Linked DNA regions of Homo sapiens: region 1 is linked to region 2. The links are chromatin loops, found by intact Hi-C in ENCODE. Cell type or tissue: heart left ventricle. All regions are shown on one strand. Links, peaks and the distances in the headings refer to the core of each region. The heading gives the core; the rest is flanking DNA. Region 1 overlaps SPTBN1 (spectrin beta, non-erythrocytic 1). Region 2 overlaps EML6 (EMAP like 6).

What was found. Hi-C counts contacts between places; a loop is a spot of excess contacts. Peaks named below come from ENCODE experiments on the same cell type or tissue, not always from the same donor. Only the 100,000 strongest peaks of a DNase experiment are listed, where the experiment ranks them.
Region 1: a loop joins it to region 2, with 3 times the contacts of the local background. A loop is called at or near these places in 3 of 110 quality-filtered maps.

The regions. Positions count from the first base shown.
Region 1 is chr2:54,496,491-54,512,044 of GRCh38, forward strand. All of the region lies in intron 1 of SPTBN1 (spectrin beta, non-erythrocytic 1), which reads left to right. It also overlaps the pseudogene C9orf85P1. Among named protein-coding and RNA genes, the nearest start is that of SPTBN1, 48 kb to the left of the region's middle. RefSeq lists an enhancer at 678-1,217 and a silencer at 1,678-1,862. In heart left ventricle, for the core only: a CTCF peak has its summit at 6,922; no DNase peak of the experiment used is centred there; H3K27ac peaks cover 3,000 bases.
Region 2 is chr2:54,830,786-54,846,339 of GRCh38, forward strand. It overlaps EML6 (EMAP like 6), which reads left to right. Exons shown (of 42, transcript NM_001039753.4): 8 at 13,262-13,463. Among named protein-coding and RNA genes, the nearest start is that of EML6-AS1, 88 kb to the left of the region's middle. In heart left ventricle, for the core only: a CTCF peak has its summit at 7,967 (motif pointing left); a DNase peak (open chromatin) is centred at 7,966.

The DNA of each region.
Region 1 (15,554 bases), core at 3,091-11,090, 330 kb before region 2:
TTGGAATACTTTTATCTTCTACATATTATTAGAAGCATTTCACATGTATTAACTTATTTAGTCATCAAAACAGTTCTAGATGTAAGTTCAGTTATTTTTCTGTTTAACAGATACGTAGACAGAAGCACAGAATGTTAGTAACTTACCCAAATAAATGATCAACTTATATGAAAACATATCCATCATCACTAGTAAGCAGACTTGCAAATGATAATAACAAGCTATCACTTTGGAGACCTGCAGTGATCTTAGAAACTTAATACTTGACGCTGATTAAGGTAGAAGGAAACAGGCCCTCTGTACAAGGTTGATGGGAGGGTCCATTTCTGTAGAGCAGTTGGTTTCCTTCTAGAAAATTTATCCTATGAAGATAATTGGACAAGGTTATAATGATATTACTGTGCTCATGGAAGTATTGAGAATAGTGAACAACTATGTGTCCTGTAATAGGGACTTGGTTAAATAAATTTTGGTACATCCATATTGTAGAACACCATACAGCTATTACATATGATGATATGCGCATATGTTTATGGAAGTCGTTGCTCAGGAAATTGTAAATGGAGATAAACAGACAGCATGGAACATGAAGATACGAAATCTGCTTCTGGCTGTTGGTCTGGGGCCCCCACCAGGAAACCAGCACACCTGGCTTCCTTCTTTTTTACCGTAAGACCAGAGAAACCCTAGAGTTGCAGTGAGGAACTGTCTTGGGTTCTCTGAAAATGAGCATCATGAAAAATGCCTGGCTTAAAAGAAGAGAAGGAATTAATACATTTTGTTACAGGTATTATATTGGCTTCATTTAACAAATGCAGGAACAATTTTATAACTGGAACATTTAGCCACTGCAAAAACCATGAATTAGTTTTTTGGTTTTTTTCAAGTTTTCCACTAAGCTCACTTGAGTACTTTCTTCCTTCTTCCTTTGAGACTCACTCTAACCACCAGGGAGTCACCTCTTTATTGATCTGCCTCTTGATGCCAGGAATTTCCTTTCTTCTACCATACTTTACCTATGTTTGGTGAAACATTTGAATTCACATGTTACTGAACAGTGACTTGGTGTGTTAACCTTCTTAGGTTTTTAAACTTTGAACAACTGCCTTTCCTCAAAGGCAAAACTAACTTTTTTGGGAATTGCAGAAATCGTAACTCCCCAGGGACAGCTCACCCTCAGTCCTCCAAGCCATAGAATTTAAAGACTGCCTTGATGCCACCAAAAACCTCAGTACCTTTTGTTACAGAAAGAACATTGTGTGGTATACTTCCTATGTTTTGAAAAATATCTGCAAATATTTTGGGAACTGAATTTTGGGAAGGGCTACCCTCTGGCTGAACTCTGCTTACAAAATCCATAAAAACAGGGTTCCAGCTCTGCACAGCAGGACAGGTGCAAGTGTGCGCCAGTAACCTCACAGCCGGAGACCATCTCTACAAACATCCTGCCAGGAGAAGAGTAGAGAATAACAAAGGAAAAAAACAAGCCCTCCAGTTGGCATTCTTGTTGAGGAAGTCCATCAAGAATCAAGTTCCTGTCAACTTGTTTCTGTATTCTTTTGCTTAAAGAATCACAGTAGAGAGTCCCAATCTGAAAAAAACTTTGTTATATTTCTTAGGTTGGGGATACATACAGCATGGAGTTGGAACTTCAGTCTGTGGAGCCAAACCCAGACTGAAAGGCAGCAAGAGAGTAGCAGCTAAGAGCATAGACTAAGTGCTTCCACTGGGTGGAGCATGACCAGTGCATTCACAAGACGGGAATGTTCGGTAGACTTGCTGCCGGCCATGTGTGTGGCTTCTGAGCACATGTGGCTGGTGTGAATTTTAAATTTTATTTAATTTAAATTAAATTTAAATAGCTACACATGGCTTGTGATGACTGTGTTAGACAGCACAGGATAGACTTAGAAGCTAGACTACTTGGGTTCAAATTCCAGCTTCACTATCGTTTACCTCTGTGACCTTGGACAACATTCCCTGAGCGCTTTATGCCACAGTTTTCTCATTTGTAAAGTGATAAAAAGATAATAGTGCCTACCTCAAAAAAGGTTATTTTGAGGATTAAATGAGTTAATATTTGTAAAGGGCTTAGACCTGGGCACATAGTAAAAGCTATATCAGTGTTTCCTAAATAACGCAACTATATATACATCCCTAAAGTGAAAAATTGAACCTAGATCCATACTATATTTTTTTTCAAGAAGCTCCCATGCATCCATTGTCAATGCATTTTTCTTAAACACCCCTTAAATATTGGGGAAAGCAGAAAAGTCATTTATTTGATAAATATGTCTGGAGCCCGTACTTTATGCCAAATGCTGTGTTGGGTGCTGGAGATACATGTGTTGGTGCATAGAGACTTGATTCATCCTAATAAAAGGGTAACGGTCCCGCAGTGTTTTCACCTAGTGGTTAAGGAACTTTATAATACGAAGGGACTTTAAAAGTAGGGTAAAGGTGTAGATGTAGACGGAGAAACCCAGGAGACTTTGCATTTGCTCCTAGTCAGCTGGCTGGGACTTCACCCTTCACCTCCTGTTGGCTCATGCTTTTCCCTTTGCACCTGTGGAGCACAGGTGTGTCCTGAGGCCCTCACCAGCCATGCAGAAGCCTTCAGGTAGGGTTAACATTTGCCCACTTCTGGAAGGGATCGATCTGTTCTCAGATGACAGTGATAATTCTTGGCCTATTTTGACTCAATAGTGGCAATATTAGTAGTTTTTTTGTATTTGTTTTAATTTTTTTCTCCTTATTTAAGGAAAAGTTGGAAACTAATGTTGCTTCCTCCATTTTTTTTGTTTGTTTAAACTTTGCTGGTTCATGAGATTGAAAAGTCTGTGCTTAGACCATACCACCCGATGCAGTTTGTGTAAGCCTTAAAAAATAAATATTTCAGCCCCAACATTCATGTAGTACTAAAAGTGAGAGGCTTTTGAACCATAACTGATTTGACAAGAAATGGACATAATGGAGGAAGGTGACTGGTTGTTTGCGTGTTGATTTGCTTTCAGCACTTGCTAAAACGTGGAGCCAAGGGGAGAGAATCCACCAGGTTGCTTTACATGTGAAAAATATTAAAATGTCAGCACAGCCCAGCCACTGACATAAGAAAAACCGTTTCACAGTTAAGTCTCTAAATAATGTCCTAAAAACACAACATTTGTAATTATCTAATTAATAAAGGATACAGGTAATAGAAGTAATATGGAAGGCATTTTCTGGTAGATAAAGCTTCAGAAACCTTCACATCTGCACATGATTATGAAGCCCCTGTTATTACTTTGCTTTCCCCCTTCCTTTAGCCCATGTTTCTCACTATGAACTAATAGTACATAATAATAAAACCCTGGATGTCAGCCAACACAGAGTTTTGGCTAACTTTTCCAGTGTTTGTTAAAGTTGAAAAAGCATTGCAGCTGTTATGCTGGGTACTTTCCAATGGAGGATGTGTTTTCCAGATGAAGGCGCAAATGGTAATTGAAATGTAATCAGTATTTTTGGCATCTTGGAATTATAATTCTTTTTACGTTTGTAATGTTAATTGTTCATTTCTTAGGATTTGTTTTGTGTTTTTCTGTGATCTGTAATCTACTAAAAGTGAGAGAATGAACAAATGTTTTAGGCGGTTTTTCATTCTTTGAAAGAAAAATGGCAAGTAGTCACGTTTGTTAGGTGATGGCTTATTTTAAATAATCACAAAATTTATGTTTGAGACATTTTATTGTAAGACTCATGTTTCAGGCAACAGAAAACAGAAAATCTAAATCTCAAATACAACAAAATTTTAGAGATGAATGGAAACTTCTAGATCACTTGGATAGGCTGAAGACTCAGTGGGCCTCAGGTGTTCCCAGGACCAGGCTGCTGGAGATGTCCCTTTCTTTGAGAGATTTGTTCTGTTTTTTTTTCATCTCGATCCACTGTGTTAAGGAGGGGTGGGGTGTGTCTGCTGATGGTTTTATTGGTATTTGAGGTTTCTAAAGTTTTTTGTTTAAGCTAGAAAGAGCTCTAGCTGATTAGTAGCTCTCAATCCTTGGCTGGATATTTTATTTTTTGTTTTGTTTTGTTTTGAGACAGGGTCTGGCTCTGTTGCCCAGGCTGGAGTGCAGTGGCGCAATCATGGCTCACTGTAACCTCTGCCTCCCAGGCTCAAGGGATCCACCCACCTCAGCCTCCTGTAGTAGCTGGGACTACAGATGCATGCCACCACGCCTAGCTAATTTTTGTATAGATGGGATTTTGCCATGTTGCCCAAGGTGGTCTCAAACTCCTAGCCTCAAGGGATCTGCCTGCCTTGGCTTCCCAAAGTGTTGGGATTATAGGTGTGAGTCACTGTGCCTGGCTGGCTGCGCATTTTAAAGATCTTGATGCTCACTCATACCTGAGCCAGCATAATTAAATCACAGTATCTCCACAGGTGACAGTGATGTGCAGCCAAGAACAGTGTTCCTTTCCAGTCCTCTCTTTATAGACGAGGAAATTGAGGCCCTGAGCAGCTAGATGACTTGTCCAAAGTCCTCTGCTGGGACTGACCCAAATAAGGAATGGCTGATTTCTGGAAGGGATGTCAGATTCTCTGATTACAGATCTCTCGTGATCTTCTCTCGGGGCTCGTGGACTGTCCTGTCAACAGTCAGGCTAGGCAGCTGCAGAGAGCAGGACTCTGGGGTCCCCAGTGAGGAGGAAGCAAAGAGTCCTCATCTTCCTGTCCCCTTTACCCGAGTAGAAATTGCCCTTCCTTATCCCACATGAGCTACCAGAGGCATGATAAACTGCCTCTGGGGCTTTTTGGCTCTTTGGCTCTTTTTTTTTCTTTTTTATTCCTTTAGAAAGAAATAGGTTTGTAATTAGCTAACTAAGACTGACAAATACCAGACCAGTTGCTATATATTACAAAGGAGCTTCTTGAATAGCTGGTCACTTCTGCATATTGTAGAAACCTTCCTTCTCCCTTTTAGGGAACACTACACATTATTTAGGTACAGTGTTAGGGATAACTGATCATTTCTAATGCTGTGTATATCCATTAAGGGTAATTTAAAGCAATTAAATGCTAACCTGGCTGGACAGCCAGGTGTAGGTTTGTGGCATCCAGAAAGAGGAGATGGACTTGGTGGATTCTGAATTGGTCAGTTCCACCTCTTCGTGTTTTGGAGGCTTTGTCTCGTTACTTGCTCACCTTTCTGCTCAGTGCTCCTTGACATGGCGGGTCAGGTTGATGGGAGGTGGTACCTGGATGCCCTTTGCTGGCACTGGGCACTGCACCGGAGAGTTACCACCCCTGCCTGGGGATGGAGCCTCTCTGGGGAGAGGACAGTGCAAAGGTGGGGGACTGGGGAGTTGTGAGAAGTGGGAGCTAGAATATGGAGCAACTAGTGTGTATAGAGACTTCGTGAGAAAAGCTCGATCACGTTTTGGTAAGTATTTGCAGCTCCCTGAAAATTTGTGTTGGGAGGTGATCATTAGCATCTTCTGGAATATTTGCGCTAAAGCAAGACTAGATTAAGGAGCTTTGGTTCATTTCCAGACCTGTCCTGACAGCATCACTCTCCAAATGCTAAACTCTGAGAGAGAGAGTATGTGTATTTTTCTTTTCAGGATGTCAGTCAAATAATTCACTCATTCCTTTCCCCAAACACACTGGCCTTTGAAATGACACCCTACCCCTGCCAATAGTGAGACTGTGGTTCTGATCGGGGAGCTGGCGAGTTTCTGCTTTCTAGCCCCAAAGGCCTCACCCTTGCTCTCATCTGGAAGCTGATGGGAAGGTTTGTTAGTCTTCTCAGGAGCCTGTCACAGGACCTCAGGAACGTAGCCTGTAGTGGGCAGCTGGCATCAATTTAGTGCTGTGGGGATGGCAGGCTGTCAGAGTGGTTGCACTTTACCTGCACGCCCCCCAACCCAGCCCTCTGTGAAGGGTTGGTTTACATCAGGGATGGCTGCTCCTGACATAATTGTCTATTTCCGGCAACAGAGGAAGATACCTTCTGCCATTTAGAGAAGAGAAATAAATATTCACTTCAGAGAATACACTTTGAAGTGGGGCTGTGTGTGCATGGGTGACAGCTCCCTGCCTACTTTTCCTGCAAGGTTCTTGTACATCAGGAAAGGTTAATGGACTTCCCTTGAAGTCAGACAGAGATGTGTTCATGGAAAATCCAAGTGCAAAACCAAGGGCAAACTCTGGCTTTCCTGGGGGTTTTTTTGTTGTTGTTTCTCCTTTTAGAATGGACAGTGAAAGCAAGGTGAAGGGCTTCATTATTCCTCTTTTGTAAAGCCTGTTGAGCAGGAACCTTCTGGAGCTTCTAGATGGAGGTTCCTGGAGATTGTGTGAGTGGTGAGCAGTCTGGTTGAAGAGGGCCAGTGTTTGTTGGCTTTGCCCTCATTGTGTCAGGAATGAGCTCTGCACGGACTCAGAGAGCTAACAGATCAGCTAGGGTACCTCAGAGAAGAATGCACTCGAGGCTACTGCCATGTTCCCTCTGTGGTCATGAGGAAAGGAGAACTACCTGTGTGGCTTGGGGGCTTCCCTGACATAGTAATCACATTGGATTTTACAACTGGGTACATTCTTAGCCTTCAGTTTGGTGATCCCTGTGTTTAAAAAGAAAATCCTTTTGTTGTGTGGAGGTTAATCTGCTGAGCTTATTTTTGGTCATCCATTCTCACCTGCCCCACGACACTGGTCACTGGTGTCTCCATGCTGATATATTATGCTCAGCTTTTTTGCATGCTCCGCATGGAGATATGAACACAATTCTCATGGGAACTTGGCCCATCTTTCAGCACACTATGTCAGCCAGTTGCTGCCTTCCTGTTCATGGAGGACTAGGCGTAGTGTGGGGGTCTCATTGCTCATCTGGTTAGTGGCTTTGCAGTCAGAGCAAGCTGAGGGAACAGTGCCCCCTACCTGTCTGTTCTCCTGCAGGCCCAGTGTGGGAACAAGATGCTCTTCAGAGAAATCTCTTTGACACTGGCTGTCTCACCCAGCACCTACACTCTTGAAAATCTGAGGGCCTTAGCAGAATTTGAAAGTGTCCAAGGGTTAGAAATGAGAAGTCTCCATGAGCATGAAAGCGACCATCCTTGTAGGTCATTATTTTGATCCATGCTCTCATCACTGGTTTCACAAACAGGCCTTTCCTTTCTAGTCTTTGAACATACCAACTCTTTTCGAGTAACACAGCAATATTAAAAACATATACCCATTGCCAAAAAGCAAAACCAACCCACTTCTGGCTGAGAAACTGCTGAATACATAACTATTCATCCCTCAGTAGCTGAGTGTGGTTACAATGAATGGCTTTCCCATATTTTCTTGATGCTTCTAAATGTATGGGTTCACTTTTGGGGGGAATATTTTGGTGCTGTCATAATCTATATATGGAAGATGTTAAGGATATTTCCAGGAACTGCATTAAAACAGCCATAACAAACCATATTCTGCAGCCTTCAGGTGTAGTATTTTGATTGCTTGGTTTGGTTTATCACCAACTACTCTTCTGAGTATCCCCCACACTATATTAGGAATTTGTTACAATATGACTAATGCTGAATATGTGTGCATTGATTTTTAAGTGCACTGGGTGGGACTGACTTGTTCAAATCTCCGTTAAAGCAAATGTCTGATTAGGAGAAAAGTAAGGGAGTAATTTGTTAGGAAAACTACTTTCTGAGGTGCCCCCACCTCCCCTCCTTCCAACCTGAAGAGGCAGAGAGGTTTGTGTAAACAAAGGTCCTGCAAGGCACAGCTGTTTTACATTCTGATGTTCTATGACTTTCTTAAATAAAAACCTTTTGGATTTTCATATCTATTTAGCTAGTAGGAATATTTCCTCCTTTTTCGGAGAATAAAATCCTAGACTTAAGGATATTCCTTGGGTGACTGAGAAGTCATACCAGCCTAAGCAGTACAGCTGGCCCCCTGTATCCATGGCTTCTGCATCTGTGAATTCAACCAACCATGGATAGAAAATATTTGGGAAAAAAAATCCACAAAGTTCGAAAAAGCAGAAGCACGATTTGCTGCTTACTGAGAACTGCATTGAATCCATGTGAGTAAGGTGATGTGTAGGCGTTGTATTAGGAATTATAAGTAATCTTTAGGTGATTTAAAGTATTTGAGAGGATGTGTGTCGGTTTTATACAAATACTACACCATTTTATATAAGGGACCTGAGCGTCCATGGATTTTGGTATTCATAAGAGGTCCTGGAACCAATTGCCCATGGGTAGTGAGGGATGACTGTATTTTCTAATTAAAAGGTTTTTTTTTTAATAAGCAAATGTTTTACTTAGTACCTTATAATATTTTAAAAAGCGTAAAATTCCCAAATAAAGTAATTGGTTTAGTGATAAATATTTCCAGTGGCGTACTTAAAATGAATGTTTTCATCAGAATGCAGAAGCTGTTTTGAGAACTTTTTGCTCATTATTTTCAGTGGGGTTGTGAAATCCAATGAAAACGTGTATAAATGTTTGTAGAAGAATACTTTGTTTATAGAGTGCAAATATTTTCTTGATATGACAACACCCCAAACAAAGAATGGTTACAATTAAAGTAATGGTGATTCAGTTAAACATAGAGCTGGAAAAGCCATTATTTTGAAATATCTTCTGAGCCTCATTGAAGAGAGAGTGTCTTACACACCTTGGGAACCAAGTTTTGCATATTATAGTATTACCACATTGTATTCGATCACAAGAATGGTGTGAATACTTGGTGGTTAAACAAATTATTGATGCTTGTTAGTTGGATGAGATCTTGGAATGCATGCATCCCGGCTTCCCACACAGTACTCAGTTCTTTCTGTAGCTATCCTGTTGAATATATGGAGAGTACAGTATACTTTCAGGCAAGATGGTCATTTAACAGGTCATTATTTAAACATTGTTTCAGTGTGTGCTGTGAAAACAACAACAATAACAACAACAAATCGAATACCTCTCTGCTCTCTGCATTTTTGGAGCGCTCTAGCTGTTAGAAAGTACCTCCTAACCCCTAGCCACTGTGAAGTTGTTGCTCCCTGCCTGCTGGGAAATCTGTGCCAGCTCTCCCAGGAAGGCTCCTGAAGCTGCCTGCACATACCTGCCAGGTGTGTCTCCTGGACTTTTCCCCAGGGGTCCTAGCTCCTGGGCTGGGTCTCCTAGGTGTCTTACAGCCTGGCTGCCCCTTCTGGACACTCTTGGCTTGGTCAGTACCTGGGGTGATTTAACTTGGCGTCTAACAGTGAAGCTTCCTTTAGTTGTATCTTCTGCTGTTGCTTCACATTGAGCTTGCCACGTTTTCCTTGAATTGCTGTCAGTTTTTCTCTCTTCCAACCTTGGGAACTTTATTTTTAAAAATCTGGGCCAGGCGCGGTGGCTCACGCCTGTAATCCCAGCACTTTGGGAGGCTGAGGCGGGCGGATCTCGAGGTCAGGAGATCGAGACCATCCTGGCTAACACGGTGAAACCCCATCTCTACTAAAAAAACAAAAAATTAGCTGGGCGAGGTGACGGGTGCCTGTAGTCCCAGCTACTTGGGAGGTTGAGGCAGGAGAATGGCGTCAACCCGGGAGGTGGAGCTTGCAGTGAGCCAAGATCGCGCCACTGCACTCCAGCCTGGGCAACAGAGTGAGACTCCGTCTCTAAATAAATAAATAAATAAATAAATAAATAAATAAATAAAATCTGAATGCAAGACTGTATGTGTGCTTGAATAATTTGAATCCTCTCTTGGCCCTGGGACCTTCCCCGTGCTACATGTGCTTTCGGAGGTTGTGAGGAAAGGGCTGACCAGGCCATGGACCTGTCCCAGAGCCGGCACCCTTGAGCATGGCTGCTCAGACAGCAGTGAAAATTTGTCTTAGAAATTTGAAGTTGCTTTTGAAGCTTTTTGGTCAGTGAGAGAACTTAAAAATTCTCATGTAAATATAATTTAAAAAATATAGATGACTCAATCTACAAGAGCTTATCTGTTTGGTTTTTTTTTTTCTACTTATAGTTTACATTTGAAAAAATTTACCACTTGATGAACTGAGTAATTTTTTCTTCTTGATAGTAGAGGAATTGGTAGGGAAAGTGCTTCTAATACTCTTCGAAGCTGAGAAAATTTTAAGTATAAAGTTTGTTCATTAAACATTTGTGTATTGTTGTCTGGGAGCTAGACACTATATTTAGGGATACATTGATGAAAAAGAGAGAAATACCCAATAGTTCTTGGAGAGTACAGTATACTTTCAGGCAAGATAGTCATTTAATAAATACACAGGTAATTATTTAAACACCATCGTAGTGCGTGCTATGAAAAAACAACAAACCAGTAGGAACATAGAACAGGAGAGGCCCTGGGCTGGGACTAGGGGTTTCAGAAGAGTCTCTCCAGAGAAAGTAAAGTTTAGGTTGATCTGGTTCTCTCTCTTTTTTTTTTTTTTGAGCAACAAGACTGTTTATTTCACCTGGGTGCAGGCAGGCTGAGTCCAAAAAAGGAGTCAGCAAAGGGTGGTGGGATTATCATTAGTTCTTACAGGTTTTGGAATAGGCGGTGGAGTTAAGAGCAATGTTTTGGGGGCAGGGGGTGGATCTCACAAAGTACATTCTCAAGGGTGGGGAGATTATATAGAACCTTCTTAAGGGTGGTGGAGATTACAAAGTACATTGATCGGTTAGGGTGGGGCAGGAACAAATCACAATGGTGGAATGTTATCAGTTAAGGCTATTTTCACTTCTTTTGTGTATCTTCAGTTGCTTCAGGCCATCTGGATGTATACGTGCAGGTCACTGGGGATATGATGGCTTAGCTTGGGCTCAGAGGCCTGACATTCCTGTCTTCTTATATTAATAAGAAAAATAAAATAGTGGTAAAGTGTTGGGGTGGGGAAAATTTTGGGGGGTGGTATGGAGAGATAATGGGCAATGTTTCTCAGGGCTGCTTTGAGCAGGACTGGGGCAACATGGAAACCTAGTGTGGGAGAGATGAAGCTGAAGGAAGATTTTGTGGTAAGGGGTGATAATTGTCGGGTTGTTAGAAGAAACATTTGTCGTATAGAATGATTGGTGATGGCCTGGATATGGTTTTGGATGAATTGAGAAACTAAATGGAAGACACAAGGTCTGAATAAGAGAAGGAGAAAAACAGGTATAAAAGGACTAAGAATTGGGAGGACCCAGGACATCTAATTAGAGTGTCCAAGGGGGGTTAGTGTAATTACTTGCTTGGTTGGCAAGCTTTTAGGCTCTATCTTTGAGTTTTTTTTAATGTTGTCATATACCAGGCCAGATTGATTTAGGTAAAAATAGCACTCTTCATTTAAAAATATAGAGTCCCCTTTTTTTTTTTTTTAGCAGTAAGTCGAGACCTTTGTGATTTTGGAAGAAAGAGAAATGCAAAGCCAGCAATTGTTTGTTAAAGAAGGATTAGAAACGGCTAGGAGAGAGTAACTGAGATTGATAGTGTGATAGAGATAGCTGGGGAGAGGTAGAGGGTGGCATAAGAACGGGAATGAGAATAAGAGTAAGTATAAAAGTAAAGAATAGGACTTCATCAGGGTGAAAGTATTGGAGGGTACCTTGCCACTGAAGATCTTCTATCCACTTAAAGAGAGACTTAAGGGTGGCAGTTTGAGGAAAAACCAGGTGCCACTGAATACCAACAGCCTGAGAAACTGCTTGGGTGATTTGACTAGTAAAGGCCGGTCCGTTATCGGACTGTATAGAGGTGAGAAGGCCAAACCGAGGAACTATGTCTGACAGAAGGGAATAAATGACCACGGTGGCCTTCTTAGACCCTGTGGGAAAGGCCTCTACCCATCCAGTGAAAGTGTCTACCCAGACCAAGAGGTATTTTAGTTTCCTGACTCGAGGCATGTGAGTAAAGTCAATTTGCCAGTCCTGGGCGGGGCAAATCCCCGAGCTTGATGTGTGGGGAAGGGAGGGGGCCTGAGAAATTCTTGAGGAGTAGTAGAATAGCAGATGGAACACTGAAAAGTGATTTCCTTGAGGATAGATTTTTGCGATGGAAAGGAAATGAGAGGTTCTAAGAGGTGGGCTAGCGGGTTCTAAGAGGCGGGCTAGCGGCTTGCAACCTACATGGAAGAGGTTATGAAATGACGAATAGAATGGGCCTGTGAGACTGGAAGGAGATTTTTCTTTGGTCCAAGAACCATTTGCTTTGTGTGGGAAGAGATGGGTGGAAGTTTCAGCGAGGGAGTAGGTGGGAGTGGCCAGATGAGAAGGAGGAAAACTGCCCTGAGGGATAGAAGTTGGAACGCTAGCTGCTTTTTTAGCTATCTTATCAGCATAGGCGTTGTCCAGAGCAATGGGATCTGAAGCCTTTTGATGGCCTTTGCAGTGAATGACTCCGGCTTTCTTTGGAAGTAAAGCAGCCTTGAGAAGAGTTCTTATTAAAGAGGCATTATTGATGGAGGACTCTTGCATAGTGAGGAAACTTCTTTCTGCCTATATAACAGCATGGTGGTGCAGGATATGGAAGGCATATTTAGAGTCAGTATAAATATTGATGGGTAGTCCCTTTGCAAGAGTGAGGGCTCAAGTTAAGGCAGTGAGTTCAGCTTGCTGAGAGGTAATGGAGGGGGGCAGAGCGGTAGCCTCAGTGATAGATGTGGAAGATACTATAGCATAGCCTGCCTTTGCTGGTGAGTGGCGATTAGGCCTGGTGGAACTGCCATCAATAAACCAAGTGTGATCAGGGTGAGGAACAGGAAAGAAGGAAACATGGAGAAAGGGAGTGAATGTCATGTGGATCAGAGAGATACAGTCATGGGAGTCAGATGTATCCGGAATAGTGTGGGAGGCTGGATTGAAGTCCGGGCCAGGAACAATGGTAACTGTGGGAGACTCAACAAAGAGTGAGTACAGCTGAAGGAGCCGGGGAGCAGAAAGTATATGCATCAGGTGTGAGGAAGAAAATAGATTTTGGAAGTTATGAGAACTATAGAGAGTGAGTTGAGCATAGTTTGTGATTTTGAGGGCCTCTAAAAGTGTTAGGGCAGCGGCAGCTGCTGCACGGGGACATGATGGCCAGCCTAAAACAGTAAGGTCAAGTTGTTGATCTGGTTCTCATTTATCCATTGTCCTTATCTTTAAAATCACAAGATATTGAGAGTTAGCAGTGCCATTGCTAATGAGATTAGAAAGCCTTCATTAATTACAGGATCCTTGGATTGAGATTGGAGTTTAATGGCACAGAAGGCAGCTTTAGGGTTCACTTGGTGAATTAATCTGCTCAGGCTGCCATAACAGAATGCCACAGACTGTATGGATTAAACAACAGAAATTTATTTTCTCACTGTTCTGTAGGGTAGAAGTCCAAGATCAAGGAGCTGTCAGTTGATTTCTGATGAGGCTTCTCTTCCTGGCTTGCAGATGGCTGCCGCCTCACTGTGTCCTCACCTGGCCTTTTCTTTGTGCAAATGGGTGGGTGCAGGGGAACCATAGTGTCTCTTTGTTCCTTGCTTTCTTTCTTTTTTTTTTTTTTTTTAATGATAAGGGGTCTCACTCTGTCACCCAGGGTAGAGCGCAGTGGCATGGTTTCTGCTCACTGCAACCTCCGCCTCCCAGGCTCAAGTGATTCTCCCACCTCAGCCTCCCAAGTAGCTGGGATTACAGGCACCCACCTCTGCGCCCGGCTAATTTTTGTATTTTTATTTGAGACAGGGTTTCACCATGTTGGCCAGGCTGGTCTCAACCTCCTGACCTCAGGTGATCTGCCCAAAGTGCTGGGATTATAGGCGTGAGCCACTGTGCCCGGCCATTCTTTGTTCCTTTTCTAATAACTACACCAGTCCTATTGGATTAGGGCCCTACCATTATGACCGCACTTAACCTAGATTACCTCCCTACAGGCTCTGTCTCCGAATACAATCACATTAGGGGTTACTCCTACAACATGTGAATTTGGAAGGTGAGCACAATTTGGTCCATAACACTCAGGCACCACTAAAAATCCAGCTACTGCTGGTGCCCAGCCCCTGATACTTCTCTCTGTGCAGAGTCATAGAATACTAACAGAATTTAGTTCCCTCTAAATGTTCCAAATTGCCCTGACATCCGGTTCATTCTTCTGTGCTGCTGATTTTGACAACAGAAGCAACTGCTTTGAAAGCATTTTGAGATAGGAAAAACAAAGTGCATATTATGTTGCAGATATTTTGGGAAATAGAAAACTTGTTTATTAGTAACATATTTCAAGGAGATGAAGTTATGGACTTGATTTTGGTCAAGTAAGTAGTTGAAAAATGCAGTTTCAAAAATCACATCACCAGGGAGATTTTAAAGAAATTCAGAGTGGTCTGGATGCCCTGATCTTTTCTTCTAAGTTTTTTCCCCCTACTGGGAGAACGCAGAAACTTGCTGATTCCTTTTGCTCTTATACCTGATTGAAGACTTCACCAGCTAAGATCTTATTTTCATTTTGCAGTCATTTGAGCGATAGTAGGAGCCAGATAAGTTTGAATTACAAGCCCATGCAGCTTTGGACAGGCTGTGCATTATCCTGTGACTTTCTGGAAAGTGTGGTGAGGTATCCCCAGCCTGGGTGTTGGGCTGATTGGCTTGGTTGGATTAGGGTCTGGCCCCACAGTAGACATACTTAACATACTTAACTTATGGCTGTCACCTATGATAAATGCACTGTAAATCAGAGATCTCCTTTGTGGTTCTAAACTTATGGCAATATTTTAGGCACCATCGCTCATTTTTCTTGTATACTCATGTTTAGATATTCTGGAAGCCAAAGTGAATCCACATTTACTTTAACTGACTTTTGTTACCAAGCTTGATATTGAGTTCCTTTGAAAATAAGCTTTTAAGCAGTCATGTGCAGGCCTCTAATGGATTCCAGACTGTGTAGACTGTATTGTTAAACAATATTTTGTTTTTAAAAATTTTTTTCTTCGGATTGATCAGGTTTAAACAAATTTTAGTAATAGAATAGTGGTCTCCAACCTTTTTGGCACCAGGGACTAGTTTCGTGGAAGACAGTTTTTCCACTGACGGGTTGTGGGGATGGTTTCGGGATGATTGAAGCACATTACTTTTATTGTGCACTTTATTATTATTACATTGTAATATATAATGAAATAATTCTGGCCGGACATGGTGGCTCACCCTTGTAATCCCAGCATTTAGGGAGGCCAAAGTGGGCAAATCACCTGAGGTCAGGAGTTCGAGACCAGCCTGACCAACATGGTGAAACCCAGTCTCTACTAAAAATACAAAAATTAGCCAGGTGTGGTGGTGGCGCATGTCTGCAATCCCAGCTAGGGATTGCAGAGGCTGAGGCAGGAGAACCTCTTGAACCCAAGAGGTGGAGGTTGCAGTGAGCCAAGATCATGCCACTGCACTCCAGCCTGGGTGACAGAGCTAGACTCCATCTCAAAAAATAATAATAATAATAATTCTACAACTCACCATGATATAGAATCAGTGGGAGCCCTGATCTTGTTTTCCTCCAATTAGATGGTCCATCGGCAGGGGTGATAGAAGACAGTGACAGATCGTCTGGCGTTAGATTCTCATAAGGAGCGCACAATCCTGATCCCTGTCATGTG
Region 2 (15,554 bases), core at 3,369-11,368:
AGCTGCTTTATGTATCTGTGAAATACAAAAATGTGCATCTAAGTCAACTAATCCAGGATTGGACTCTTGTCTTCTCACGGAGGCTCAGGATGCTGGTGTGCATACGTTTCTGAATACTAGGCACAGAGTTTGGCATAGGAAGTTGTGGAATTTGGTGTCTACCTCAATGTAGGGACAAGGAGATCGAAGGCCTTAAGTTCTCTGCCATAGAGTGTGGGCCAGGGAAACTTGATCCGGAAAAAACATGCCAAACAGATATAAGCTTGCAAGTACCCGTAAGAGCAATTTTTTTTAAGTACAGTAGCCAAAAATGTTTGGTCCTGAACCATGAAACTTCTTGGTATATCTTTCAAGGTAAACCAGAAACCAAAACATGTACTTAGAGAGCAGAGTCAACTTGCCAGATGGGATTAGTGACCATAAACTGCCTAAACGTTGGGGAGTACCAACCAGGATTCATGACTCTTTTTGGCAGTTACTCCATTTAACTAATCCAAAAATTGTATCACATAATTAAGGCATAAATTTTAAAGCATGGGGATCAGCTAAGAAGCCATTGGTTTACGCTGCTATACTTTTCTGCCCAATACTGAGTCCTTGAGCCTGGCTCTCCTGGGAGAGTTCAGGGACCAGTTCTGAATGAGGATCTGTGTAACCAGGTGTGGTACTGATCACATCAGCCCCACAGCCAACTCCCATCTACAGAGTTAGGACAGTCAGCGACGCCCTCCGTTATACATCAGTCTCAGATTCCCGCCCCATCCTTACCAAGATCAAAGCACATCTGGCTGGTACACGGTGGACACTGGGAACCCGAAACAAGCCTGCACCTCATAGGATGTGCCTGCCCTGTGGTGCCTGGGCTTGGCGTTGACCAGGGATTGGTGTGCATCTTAGATGGCTTACTGATAAGGCGGTAGCCTGCATTTTGTAGGGAGAAACAGATTGTGCTTTTAAAGGATGGTATAGATCATGTTCCAGTTTGAGTCCCAGGGAGTCGGAGAGGGCACAGGGGCTGGGATGGAGCTCCTGGGAGAGTGGAGATGGCACTGCTTAGCATGCAGCCCCACAGTGTGGATGCTGTGGATGATGTTAATTTTAGAATTGCTGCTGACGACCAGTACTCTTAATTGCTTAGTATTTTACTTTAAACTGATTAATATATCTTTTTAAAACTTTGCTTTAAACTAATATTTGTGACATGAGTTTAATATGCTGGGGTTTAATTTTTGCCCTTGGAGCACCCACCTAAAATTATCCTCTCCCCCTGGCTTGGGCAACATTGTCACAAAAGGCCACTGTGTATCATCAAGCATCAAAAGAGATGCCTTCATTCCAGTCCTCAGTGAAAAAACAATGTACATGTAGCATCAAAAGAAGAAAGGCTCCTGGTTTGAATTACTGGTAACAACTAAAGTCTGGCCCACCCATTGCTTCCAACTTAGGGAGTTCTTGAGCCTGCATGGACAGGGTCATGTGGGGAAACTTGCTCTGAATCCCTCTCTAAGGTGCTCTGTTGCGCTCAGCCAGGCCTTGGTGCCATTATTGCACTGAAGCAAGGAAGGAGGATGTTGAGTTCCAGAGCCACCTTCCATAGCTCCGAACAGGGAGAGACTCTCAGAACCGGCCCTCCTGTGGTCTTGGAGGCTGGCTGCCTGGGCCATCCTGTGATGGGGCAGCCTCTCCAAGGCAAGTGGAGGTGTGCCCCAAATCCAAAGTGAGGTAGAAGACCCAACACAAGTGTAGGAATTAAAATACATAGGATTTGAGGAGATAAAAGTAATCAAGATGTAAATAGCTTTCTGGCGTAGCTCCCCCTTCAGCCAGGCAATACCATACCCTTGGTTGTTTCAACATTAGCAAAGAGCTGAGCAAATAAAAGGGAAGGAAAGAGGGTGGGAAAAGAGCAAAAGAAAGCAGAGTGGACAGAAGATGGTCAGGTGTCCTGTCCTCCCCACCCCCCCGCCAACCCCTCATCCCTTCCCTCAAAGAAGGCTTGGCCTTCTGCTCCACCTCTCTTTGCCTCAAACAAACCAAGTATATTCGAAAGGAACAGATTCAGGCAGAGCAGTGTTAGACTTCCTTGCCCTCAGTTTGGACATGAAGCTTCCTTGTTCTCAGTTTGGACATGACAGTTTTATTTTTATAAGAACTATCTTGATATAAATGAGCTTTCTTCTGTATTTTTGCTATTTGTGAAACAGCGACACTCGAATTCATTTCAATGGAAATGTAGCGATTTCTCATCTTACTCAAACAGCCAAATAGTTTTCTAAACAAATTTAGCAAGAGAATTAATCATGGCCACGGCCCAGTTCCCATGACATGGTATGGGTACTTTTCTATGTTCTATAAATTTAAAAGTATTAGCAAAAATTAAGAAATTGCTGCTTACTAGTGTTTAGGAATCTGAGGGTATTTATAAAGATCACACTTAGTGTGCCACCTGTAAAGACTTCTGTTGCTCCTCCTGTAGACATCTATAAGATTTACAAAATGAATCTGACAATTTCCAAGTTGTTTAATGGAAATCTTTGCAAGATTGGCATACATTTGCATCTTCTAATAACTATTAACTGTTAGCCATCAAGAAAGAAGTTTTAAAATGAACTAAGATGGATACTAAGCTCAGAAAAAAATGATATGGCTTTGTAATAAAGTGACATTATTAATTCTTTTACATCTTTGTAGTAGCTTGAGCTAATTAGGACACTTGACTTACAGTAAAAACAATTAACCCCACTTTAGGTTAAGCGTGAATGATTGGAGATGGGTCACATTCACATCAAGAATTGGTTAGTGTCAGATCTGATTCTCAGGGCTCCCTCCCTTCTCCCCAAGGGTTAGTCAAAGAAAATGTCACTCACATGATGAGGAGGGCCATCCCTCAGTGAAAGGGAATTGTAGAGTTTTATTTGCACCGGTGACTTGTGCATCTTTTGTGAGTTATTGCATTTTTGCTGACTGGGTGTTCAAACAAGTTTCTGTAGCAACAACAACACAAGATGATATAAACCAACAACCTAATTCACCCAGGATCCTTCATCTGCAATTCTCAAAGCCAAAAGGTTCAGAATACCAGAAGATTTTCTAAATAACTAATTCGGCAGCAAAACTTGACCTGATATGAGGCTACTGGGTGTCTTTATATATTTTGTTATAGAAATATTTAATTTCAAGATGCTGCCTCAGTTTCTGCTGGATATATTACAAGTCCAAAATCCACATTTTTCTGAATTCCAAAATGCATCTGGCACCAAAGGATTTCAGCTGTATGGGGTGGTTGTCCTCCAATATACATCTTAGTGAATATAAAATTCTGGAATTTTCAGGCTGGGAGACACCCTGGATGTAAGGCGGCGGTGGCGGGGCATGGGGAGAACTCCCTCACTTCATGGATGGTACAATGAGGCCCAGGGTCATTAGCATCAAGCTAATTGTAAACTGAAGTCACTCACTCATACCTCACACCAAACTTCACAACAGTGCATGCTGAGTCTGATCACTTTTAAAACACATTTATGATCTGGGTAAAATAATGAAGCTTGAGTAACTTATAGTGGTGGCAAGAAAAGCCAAAATTCTTAAAGTCCATCAACCAAAATGAATTACTTCTAGGATAATAAAACACTTTGGGTTAATGGTTATAAATGATTCTGTCTAAAGGAATACAGTAATTATTCACACAGTATAAGATGTATTATTTACTTATTTGTCCACTCAGTAAACATTTATTAAACATCCAAGTGCCAGATACGTGCCTAGGAACTGAATAGGAAGTCCTGAAAAGTATACTTCAGTCAAGATTATATTTTAGGTGTGAGTGGAGGTCGGGGGAGTTCTGTGGGTTTTAACTACCAACACATATTTATTGAGTTGTTGCTGTGTCTAATGGACTATAAACTCCGCATCCAGAAAGAACCTGCATTAGGTGAATCACTGAGCAAGAATTAGAGGCCAAAGTTCCAGGACATGAGATGCCCTGCTTAGACTTGTCACTATCTCCACTGAACCTTCTCTGGTCAGGCCACCACCATCTTTTACATAGAATATTGCAGTTGCTTTGTAAGTTGCATTCCTGCTTCGACCACCATCCTCTGCACAGCAGCTAGAGGGATTATTTGAACTTTATGTGAGCCAGATCACATAATTGCTTTCCTCAAAACCCTGCAATGATTCATCTTACCCACAGTCAAAGTCCTTATGGCAGCCACCACCCTCCGCATTGCGCTGCTTCGCCCTGGCTGCTCCTTCCCCTCGCTGCTTCTCCCTCTGCCTGTGACACTCTTGCCTAGAATCTGCATGACTACTTCCCTCCTCTCCTTCAAACCTTTGCTCAAATAAAGCCTATGCTGATGATCTCTTCTAGAATTGCAACTCATTCTGCCTCTACCACTCCAAGTATTCCAAATCCCCTTCTCCCGGGTTTACCTTTCACCTTGTAACATACAGTATAATTTCTGTGTTATGTTCTTGGCTATTGTCTGTTTCCACAAAGGTAGGGATCTTTGTTCACTGATGCCTCCCACCCACTTAGGACGTGCCTAGTGTGTGCTGGAGTCCTGGAAGTAGCTGTCAGGTGAATGAAAAGTGTCATAGGACTGGAGGGTGGAGCCTTGTGGAGGAGCGCAAGTGATGAGGATGCAGAAGGAGGAACAGATAACTTGGTTTCTTTGTGTCAACCTGTGACATGCAAGCTTGCACTCCAAGGGCCAACTACAGGAGGTCTTAGAGGTTTAGGCAGGCATGTGGCATAATCGGATCTCCACTTAGTTCTCCTGCCCCAGAGCAGAGAGCAGACTGGGGTAGGATAGGATCAGAGGTAGGAGCCCAGGTGGTTGTTCCAGAGTGTTCATGCTTATTACTGTTTTTACTCCTCTGAGTACTGCGATGGTCAGATAGTCTAGCAGCTCTCAACCAGGAGTGATTTTTTGGACATTTGGCAGTGTCTGGAGACATTTTTGATTGTCGCAACTGCAGAGTTGCGACTGGCATCTATGGATAGAGGCCAGGGAAGCTGCTAAAAGTATTACAGTGGACAGGAGAGCCACCACAACAAAGAATTACCCAGCCCCAAATGTTGATAGTGTTGTTGTTAAGATCCCTTGCAGAGAACGTCCAAAAGACCAACTCTCAAACCTGAGAACACCCTTGTTTACGATAGAAGCAAAATAAGCACATCCTATTCTCCAGTCCCGCGGGCGGCTCCATTACTTACCTCTTGACTCCTTGCCTCTGTCACCGCTCTCCCTGTGTGCCCACCATTTTTCTCTGGGCTTGCCCTTCAGCCTCACTGTTCTGCTGAGAAGGTAGAAGAACACTGCAGAGGCCCGAGCCTCAGGAGCTGGAGACAGATTTGCAGCCAGGAGATGTGGTGTCACTGTGTGCGCAAGTTCCGTGTGTGACATGGTGTCAGAGGGCTGCTGGCCTGGCTTGTAGTAATTCCTCTGTAAATAACTCTCCTTAGCCAGCCTTATGTAAAAGCTAGCCTGGGTGGGTTTCCTCCCTGGGTGGGAGGCCATGGGCTTGGCTATGTGTTCTCATCTTCTGATATCTCACTAGGCTTTGTGTATCTTTCACAGTTCCCGTGGCTGTAGAATTTTGGATCCTGCGGAGTGGGTTTTGAAATGAGCAGAGATTTTGTAAAAAGAAATCTTTCCTATGAATTCTGCTGGAGATTCTCAGGCAGGGAGCCTTTGTGAACAGGAGCAGCAGGTCATAGGCAGTCCACGCTTAGGATGACCTGCAGCCCCAGCCCTGCGACTCTCCCAGCTCAGGGTCAGTGCTGAATGCCCACTCTGTGGTGGCCTTTGTGGTACACACTCTACACACAGGATCCCATTTAATCCTCAAACTCCCCTGGGGGTCCCCTGGCAGGGAGGCTTCTCAGGCTGAGGTCTGGGCAGTCACACAGGGCCTGGTACTCAGGAGGGCCCTGCGGTTGGTTGCATGCTTTGCTGTCACTTGCTTGGAATTCCTAATCGTTTTTTAGCAAGGGGCCCCACACTTCTGTTTTGCACTGGGCTCCAAAATCATTGGTGTTTATGAATCCCTGGGGAGATGCATGTCTTTCCTCCTTCATTTCTTTCACATTTCCAAACTCTGTCTTCAGCATTACCCTTAGAACATCAGAAGTCCCTGCAAGGCCCAGAGCTCCTGTGCCCAGGATCCAGGCTCCCTAGGTGGCCTCAGCCACCCCTTCCTGAGGGGCTGCAAGGGCGGGGGGTTTTGAAGATCTCTGCTGTCTTTTCCACACCCTCTACCAATACTCCCTCTTAAGTTTGGGTGAAATTACTCTTCCTCTCTCTCTTGTTCTTATTACCTTTTAACCTCTTGCACTCAAGGCATTCCCTGGTTTTGCATCCTTAATAAGGTTAGGTTTACAGGAGACAGCCACAACCTTGTCTTGTTTCACCTTCAGTACCATGTCCTGGGCATACATTCACAGATACAGGAAATAACTTTGTGGGGAAGGGTATTAACTCCACACTTGAACTGCCTGAATCCTCATTTTTTTTCCCCCTATTGCTAGCTTGCTCTGTGACTTGAGGCAAGTAATACAAACTTTCTATGCTGTTATTTCCTCATCGGTTCAGCACGTATTTACTAGCCCCGTTGAGGGCCTGGCGCTGTCCATGGGGTTAATGATAATGCCACCTCCTAAGCACTCACGGGCACTCACGGGCACACGGCTTGGTTAAGTTGGTGAGAATCCTTACTGCCCACCTGCAGGGCTTGCTTGTTTATCTCAAAGTCGACTTCTCACAGGTGCTACTGTCTTTTTTGTCATTTGCTCATCATCTTTGGGCTTTCCGATCCAGTGGGGTAGAGTTTGCCAGCATGTGACTGAAGAACCACTGCATTAGAATCAGCTGGTGACCTGCTGGGCACTCTGAATTTTCAACAATCTGACATGCAAGAACACACTAGGTGGAGAATGGCTTGAGCAGGCAGTGGTTCTCAGCCCTGGGGAGCTAAAAGTAATGAAGTCTTGCTCTGGTCCAGACCAACTGGGAGGAATATCTGGGAGGGGCGCAAGCATCTGTGTCTTTTAAATGCTCTCTCTGTAGATTCTGGTGTACATTGAGGGTTGGGAACAACCATGCCTGGCCCTTTACCATATCAGGCCTTGGAACATGGGTTTTAAGAACACTATTAAATACGAGCCTCTGCCTGCTTTCAGTTTTCCCCTCTTGGACCAAATAATTGGGAGAAAAGGCCATTTTCTTCCCCAAATGGTTTGTTCTCTTTGTGTGCTGGAACATAGCCTTTTCCTCTGTGAGTTTGCAGTGCCAGCAGATCAAAATTATAATAGCAAATGACAAAAGCTAAGTTGTAAGATAAGGCAGAGTAACTAAGACTCTAGGAAAGGCCCATAGGGCACTTCATAGTTCCTGGCACTGCCACCTTACAGGGCTCGGATGTGACCACACATACAGCAAGTTGTTCTGTGCTGAGATGTGAACTTAATAGAAAGATCCTGACCTAGCACAAAACCCGCGGGTTAAAATAATAGCATAATGTATTGATTCATTCCTCAGTGCCAGACACTGGGTCATGTGTTGTTGTGTTGAATTCTCACAATGCTATGAAGTGTGAGTGCTAATAATCTCCACTTTACAGATGGAGGAACTAACGATATGAATGACTAAATACCTTACCATGTCACACAGCTGGCAACGGCTGGTATATAAATCCAGTTCATATATTTAACTGTTCAAAATAAACTAGTGGTAGAAAATAAGCAATGTCCCTTAGTAATGAGGTCTGATTTGATATTCACAGACTAGATCTCCCCATGGCCAGGCTTCAGGACTGTAGCAGAGGGAATTGGAAGGTTGCTGTTTCTCTTCTCTGGTCTGAGTATAAAATCAGGGCCACGGACTGGTGAGGATTTGGTCTTGGCATAAGAGGATTTTTTTGGTTTAGATGGGTGATTTGCTCTCTACCGCCATCTGCTGGCTCTCTGTACCAAGCATAGGCCCAAGCTCCACGTTTCTCATCACAAGTGGCACAGGGTATGGTGTCCAAATGTGGACACCTCATCTGTGTGGTGAAACGCCTTCAGTTCACAGTGTCAAAAGTAACAATGATGTGTATTTCTCCAGGAAAGAGAACTTCTGTGGTTTTAAATAATGAGGATGGTTTCTCCTGTTTCTCTTAACTACTGATGGATTTGTAACCATATTCCAAATACTAGCTTATATTTCTCTGACTCCCAGAGCAGAATAGAAAGCAGTATAAGACAGCTTCGTTGCCTTCTAATGCTGCAGCTGCCTTGGTCAGCCCAGCTGGGACATCATGATTACATTTCTGTTCTCTGGGTTTGTGTCAGAAGTAGAAACTAAGCCTGGATAGACAGGAGAAGGGAATTAATGTCAGAACTTTGTCAGGGATCTGCCATTCACCAAGGTCTCACCAGAAGGTTCCCAGAAGAGACTGTGTGGTTCTCTTTACCACTCTTGCATGCAGAAGAACAATTAGGTTAAAAAAGGATGGCAATGGGATGTTATTAGGAAACATGAATACAGCTTTTGACACACTGATGTCTTCCTTTTTAAAATGGTTATCTAAGGAATGAGAGTGACCTGGTATTGTATCTATTGCCTGGTGGACAGACGCCATGAGATTGACTTGTCTGATGTGACAAAAGACAATTGATGTGTTGAAAGAACTGAGTACTTAGGGAGAGACGCAGTTGCTCTCTGAGAGAAAATGTTCACAGCTCATTAAGTTGATATTGCAAGCAATGAAAATGTAGCAACTCCTTCTCTTGTTCTCTTCCCTTCCACCCATGTGTAGCCAGAAATAATCCTTGCTAAGCTCCGCCTTTACGTTGGTTAGTTCAGTGGAACCCTTTTTCAAATGAAATCGGAGATGGTGAGGTGTCAAGGGAAATGCAGCAGTGGGATCCTCAAACTCCCGCCTCTTGCTGTCCTATTTCCTGGCCCTCTCCTTGCCAGGAACCTGGCACTCTTCTGAGGAATGCAAGAGCTCCCTGGATATGGTCTGAAAAACACTGAGTGCCATGTGACTTGACTGGTTCATTAGTCTGGGCTGAGTTGGAAGGTTTTGGTCTTTGTTCCTGAGCCTCTTAAAATTTTTTAAAAGAGAGGATATATAGATATATATTTAATGTCGATATTTAATTCCAGGTTGTGGGTTATTATAATCTTTTTTCCTTGCTGAATTTATTCCCCCAAATAAGGTTAAAAATAGCAGGACAATAAATACAGTAAAAAAGTAGATTATTTAGTTTTTGCTGATGTTGGAAAATCATTAACTCTTTGCTTCCTGATAATGCTGAAGAGTACAGCATTAAATCCTTTCTGTAATAAAGCATAAATAGATACTTGACCAAATACAGCTCCAGGCCCTTGGGACAAATTCAAGTCATTTGGCCTTGAGAGGCCAGACATGCTGTTGGAGGCCTTGGGAGAACTGGTGTGTTCATGCTTACAGTGAAGCCATGGATTCCAGACCTGCCTGGAAAAGGGCCGTGTCTTTAAAACAATCAATGGCATTATAAAAGGACTATGATCTGAATATTCAATAACAGTTAAAATATATAACGTATCACTAAGATGTAATGTATATGTCTATATCTGTATACAATGTATGTGTATATAGGTACACATATACATTTGCATCACTTTAGTTTTTGATGCATGGATATCTGCTTACATATGTCTGGCCCCTTTTTCAAATGTAATCTTCATTACGGTAGGGGCCTATCTTGTTCACTGTTAAGCTCCACTGTCAGGCACAGAGTAGTGCTGAATAAAAATTTCTGAAATAAAGGAATGAATATATCCCATCTTTGAATGTTCTTACTGAGTAACAAGGGTGGTATCTTTTATTTCTTGGCATCTCCAAGGACTCAAATATTTGATTTTGATGTTTTATTTCATTTGCTCAGTAATCTTTATTGAGCATCTACCACGTGACAGTCACTGTGCCAGGTATTGAGGATATAGCAGTAAATAAAACTGATAAAACTCTCTTCACAGACCTTTCTATTCTACTGAGAGGAAGCAGACAATAAATACAGTAAAAGTAGATTATTTGTTTTTTGCTGATGTTGAAATATCACTGACTCTTCTTCCTTCCTGATGATGCTGAAGAGCAAAGCATTAAACCCTTTGTGTAATAAAAGTAGATGATGCAAAGCCTGCTAGGGAGACAACTAATTCAGCCCCTCCTCCCAAGCCCCTGCAGGAGCTGAGAAAAACACCAGGGAGAAAACGGGAATATGTTGACTCCTGAGTGGTAATGAAACCCCGAAAAGGGTAGGCAAAGAGATCAGGACAAGGAGGGGGGGCTGTGGCAACAGGATCATGGGCGCAAGGCCGTGTGGTTCTCTGCAGCTGAGCTGCATGCCCTGTCAGCTTGCAATGACATCCTGACTGCTTTCACCATACATCTGTCCTTCCCATCCTTGAAAGCCCATCCTGATGTTTGCAGTGGAGGATTTTGATTAATTGACCCTGAACTACTGTTGCCAGGGTGTCTCTACTCCTCCTGGCGGGAATAATACATCGGCCTGTGTGCTTTTTCCCACCATTTCAAGACCTGTAGCAATGAATTCAGAGGAAGGAGTAAAGACAGTTATCTCATGTATTTGTTTAAAGCCTTATGCCTTGAAAAACTACTTTCTCTTAATAAATGCATTTATCTCATTGGATCCTCTCGGGACCACAGTGAAGTGATTAAGATCAAGATTATAGTTAGGATGTCCGCGTACCCCAAATTACCCCTTCTGTTGTCCCAGCATCCCAGCTGGTTTAGTATTTGTCTTGGCTTTTTTTTTTTTTTTTTTCTTTTGAGACAATCTTGCTCTGTCGCCCAGGCTGGAGTACAATGGCACAATCTCAGCTCACTGCAAGTCCCTCCGCCTCCCAGGCTCATGCCATTCTCGTGCCTCAGCCACCCGGGTAGCTGGGAATACAGGTGCGTGCTACCATGTCCAGCTAATTTTTCTATTTTTAGTAGAGACGGGATTTCACCATGTTGGCCAAGCTGGTCTCAAGCTCCTGGCCTCAAGCGATCTGCCTGCCTCAGCCTCCCAAAGTGTTGGGATTACAGGCATGAGCCACCGTGCCTTGCCATTTTTTTTTTAATAGACTTTATTTTTTAGGACAGTTTAGGTTCAGAACAAAATTGAGAATGTAGAGAGACTTACCATATACCCCTTCCCACCCACAACACACATACATAGCTTCCCTCACTATCAATGTGCCCCACCAGAGTGGTACATTTGTTCCAGTGGGTGAAGCTACCTTGACGTGTCATTATCACCCAGATGCCGTAGTTCATGTTAGAGTTCACTCTTGGTGGCGTATATTCTGTGGGTTTTGACAAATGTGTAATGACATGTCTCCACCATTATAGTATCCTACAGGATAGTTTCACTGCCCTAAAAATCCTCCATACTCTGCCTGTTCATCACTCTGCCTATTTATCTCTCTGCCCCAGATTTTTAATTTTGCAGTAAACAGTTTTTAGAATGTTATAATTGAAAATACTTTGATAGAACTATTTAGTAGGTCTTTCAACATAAGAAAGCTGCTTCCTTAGTCAAATACTTCAAAGTATTATGTAAATTTAGTTTTAGAGCCTCTTAAAGGCGTTCTAATTGGAATGACAGATTACTTGGTCACCATAATTACAGTCTATATCTTAAGGGGAGAAAAATTGGTCCCCAGCAAGGAAAGAATACTCCTATGTCTAGCCAGCTGGACCTAGAGCAGGAGTAGAGGCCAAGTCCTCGAACGTCTGATACTTTCTATCCCAGAGACACAGTGCCTGCTGGGGAGGCAAATTGGAGCCCATCACATCCTGGCCTTGTTTTAAAGTATTTAGGAAATTGATATTGCTTCTGTATTTCTAATTCGGATTCAAAAACTCACTGCCTAAACAAATAACAAACCCAGTAAGGAACAGAACAGACTGCAAAAAATCCAAGATACTGAGACTCAGGCAAGTGAGGACCTGCCTAGGGAGGATGAAATAGTACTACTGAGAGGGACGTGTGGACTTTAAAGGAGTACTATGCTTTTGGAGAAGAGGCTTGTGGAGAAGATTCCATAAATTAAGTCGGTGAAGAATAGTATTTTCACTGATAAATGTTTGATGGTATTTTGAGATTGAAATTGGAGTTTCATTTGCATATTTCTGAGACATGGTGCATCTGTTTATTCCGTAGGATATATCTAGATTCTGATCAAATATGTATTAAACTTGTTTAATATGATCATCAGCTGTTCTGTAGTGTCACCCACGTATAATTTTAACACAATGTTATTCCTAAAGGTTGAACTGATTCTTCTCTGATAGCAAATCTGAAGGAAATTATTCTGAAGGTTAGGTTTTCATGAAGACCAATTTATCATCTTATATTTACTTGATGATATAGTATTTAAAATACATTCTACTGTTTAAGACCAGCCTGGGCACCACATAGCAAGACCTTGTCTCTAGAAAGAAAAAAAACTAGTCTAGGCATGGTGTTGCACACCTGTAGTCCCAGTTACTTGGGAGGGTGAAGCAGGAGGATTACTTTGAGCCCCGGAAGTCGAGGCTTCAGTGAGCTACAGTGCTACCACACTCCAGCCTGGGCAACAGAGTGAGACCTTGTCTCTAAAAAATAAAAACAAACAATCCTGCTGTAGAAACACATAGTTATCCTAAGTCAAGGAAAAGCAGCCACTCTTTTGCAAACTAGATTACAAGGGGTGGAGGAAACATCCAGCGCTTGTAAGAAAATAACACAGAATGGGCTGGGCGTGGTGGCTCATGCCTGTAAACCCAGCACTTTGGGAGTCCGAGGCGGGCGGATCACGAGGTCAGGAGATCGAGACCATCCTGGCTAACACGGTGAAACCCCGTCTCCACTAAAAATACAAAAATTAGCCGGGTGTGGTGGTGGGCATCTGTAGTCCCAGCTACTTGGGAGGCTGAGGCAGGAGAATGGCGTGAACCCGGGAGGCGGAGGCTGCAGTGAGCTGAGATCGGGCCACTGCACTCTATAGTCTGGGTGACAGAGCAAGACTCCATCTCAAAAAAAAAAAAAAAAAAAGCACAAAGAATGGTGGCAGAGTTGATTCTCTGCCTCCAAGAGTCTTTAAGATGTGTCACATTTGATGGTATCCTGGTTAAAGGGCATTTACTTTAGGGTTTTGTGTGTGTGTGTGTGTGTGTGTGTGTGTGTGTGTGTGTGAATAGTGTGAAGATTTGCTTTTGTTTTACTTATTTTTGTCAGGCCTCTCTATCCGGAGCGTGTGCTGGAAAGCAGACCGCCTTCTAGCAGGGACCCAGGACAGTGAGATATTTGAAGTGATTGTGCGAGAGCGAGACAAGCCGATGTTGATCCTACAGGGCCACTGCGAGGGTGAGCTCTGGGCTCTGGCCCTGCACCCCAAGAAGCCTCTGGCTGTGACAGGCAGCGATGACCGCTCTGTCAGGTGAGGCCCTACCGCCGTCACCTCTCTGACTTCTTTGAGATGGATTTATTTGCCCAAATTTGCTTATTAATAGAAGGATAAAGTGCAGAACAGAACCACACAGTTTCCAAATGAAACGTTAAGACATTTAGCTCATCAAGTGGGTTTTTGGCATTTTGCTCCTGCTGTTGTCTTTCTTGGCTGCATCTTAAATCATGGAAATGTTTTTTAGAAGTGAAAAATGCTTCAATACTGGTGATGCTGGCTTCCAGATCTTTCTAATTGGAGATTTATGAGCTAAGCACACTCATCTATGATGAAACCATATTGTCCCCTCGTGCCCTTGGTCTTCTGCAGGGGGCTGCATGGAGATTTTACAATTTTGTTAAAGGCTCTCTCATTCATCATCATTAGAACTTAAATTCTGATTCTCAAAATTGTCTTTAGCACATGAATAAGCTATTATTTCTTTTTAAAGTCTCAGATGAAATTTTGAACAGCATCATCAGATGAAAGAATCATGGGGCCTGAGAAAGTAGTTTACTCGGAGCCTCCAGCTTTCTTGCTGTGGATCATTTTTATTCTTTTGAGAGCCCAACTGGGTAAAATGAGCACAATGACTTATGATTCCAGTATTTTTGTACCTATTAAAGGAATGAACATATGACTTAAAGGTTTGGGATGAAGAATGTTACCCCAATTTCAGTATTTTATTACTTAGTGCTGAGCTTTAGATATGCTCAATGACAAACAGGCCAGAAAGAGGGAGAGTGTGAGAGGAACAGACTGATCAATCGATTGAATGGCTACTGCCTCTGGGTTTTGATAGCTAATATAGAACAATGCAAACTGGACTAAAGCTCACTAGTTCCCACCTCCCTTATTTTGTGTGTTTATGAGTCGCATCAAAATACAATTAGTGTAGTCATTAATTCTGTTTTTTCCATCTCTACCAAGCACGAAAACCTCATTGATCTAAAAATCAGTGAGAAAAACTAAAACAACTGTTGTTCTCTCCTTGTGTGACATAAATGGTTATTTGGTTTATACTTCACTTTACTCACTTCTCCTTTTTTGTTTTTGTCTTTCTGTTACTCTTGAATTTTCCCGCTTATTCAGACACGTGTGAAACTCATACCCATCCAGAAAGAAGTGATTTCAAGGAAGTCCTTCGCTTTTATGTTTCAACAATTGTTAAGTCTCAGAATTGCAAACATCCTTGAGGAGCCCTGACTGCCAGAATCTTATTCCCTTTAACCATTAATTTGACTAGAATCTTTAATACATTTTTACACTAAGTATTAAAATTTAGGAAGGCTAAAAGTCATAATTTCTTGAGAAAGATGAGCATAGTGACTTCAGAGGGATAGTACCATTTACTGAGGAGTGATGGTTTCTTTACTAGTAAAGCAAGGGTTACATTGCTTAAAATAGTACAAGGTTGAAACAGCATGAGATCATGCATGATGGATGAGGTATTGAGAACATACTCAGCTTGAGGCTGCACAGTACAGGCTGCCTAAGGGACCGGTAAGCTATTTACTGTGCAGCTCAGCATGGAAGGGATGTGCCCCATCCCTTCTGATGGCAGAATGCTTTGAGAGAAACCGTGCTGCATGTGACTTATTCTTGTCTGTCTGTTGCAGAGCTCTAGGTTCTCAGTCTCCCAGACACTAGTTTGTGTTATCAGAAGACTATATTTTAAAAAGTACTAATTGATGGAAGTCAGATACCACAATTGCACCCAACATGTAAAGCCTTATTTCTATCTTCAGATGTTTCATTCAGGCTCACTCAGTTTGGGGTGCCTGGATTTAGGTGTTGTGGGGATGGGAATGTTTGCTGAAAGCTTTGTTTGAGCTGCAATTGCCCCTCGTTTGCCACTTCTCCAGCAGTGACTGTGCTTACTGGCCAGGAGTCCTGTGAGGTGTCCACCCCCACAAAAGTGGACCCATCACTTGGGCGCCCAGGGAAGCTTGTGAGGAGCAACAGAGGGGGATATCATTTGCTCTTCTTCATCTTGGACACATTTTCTTCCTAGGAAGGCCAACAAATGTAACATATATTTCAATCTGTGTGTGCTGAAATAACTATTACTGGAAGCACTTTTAT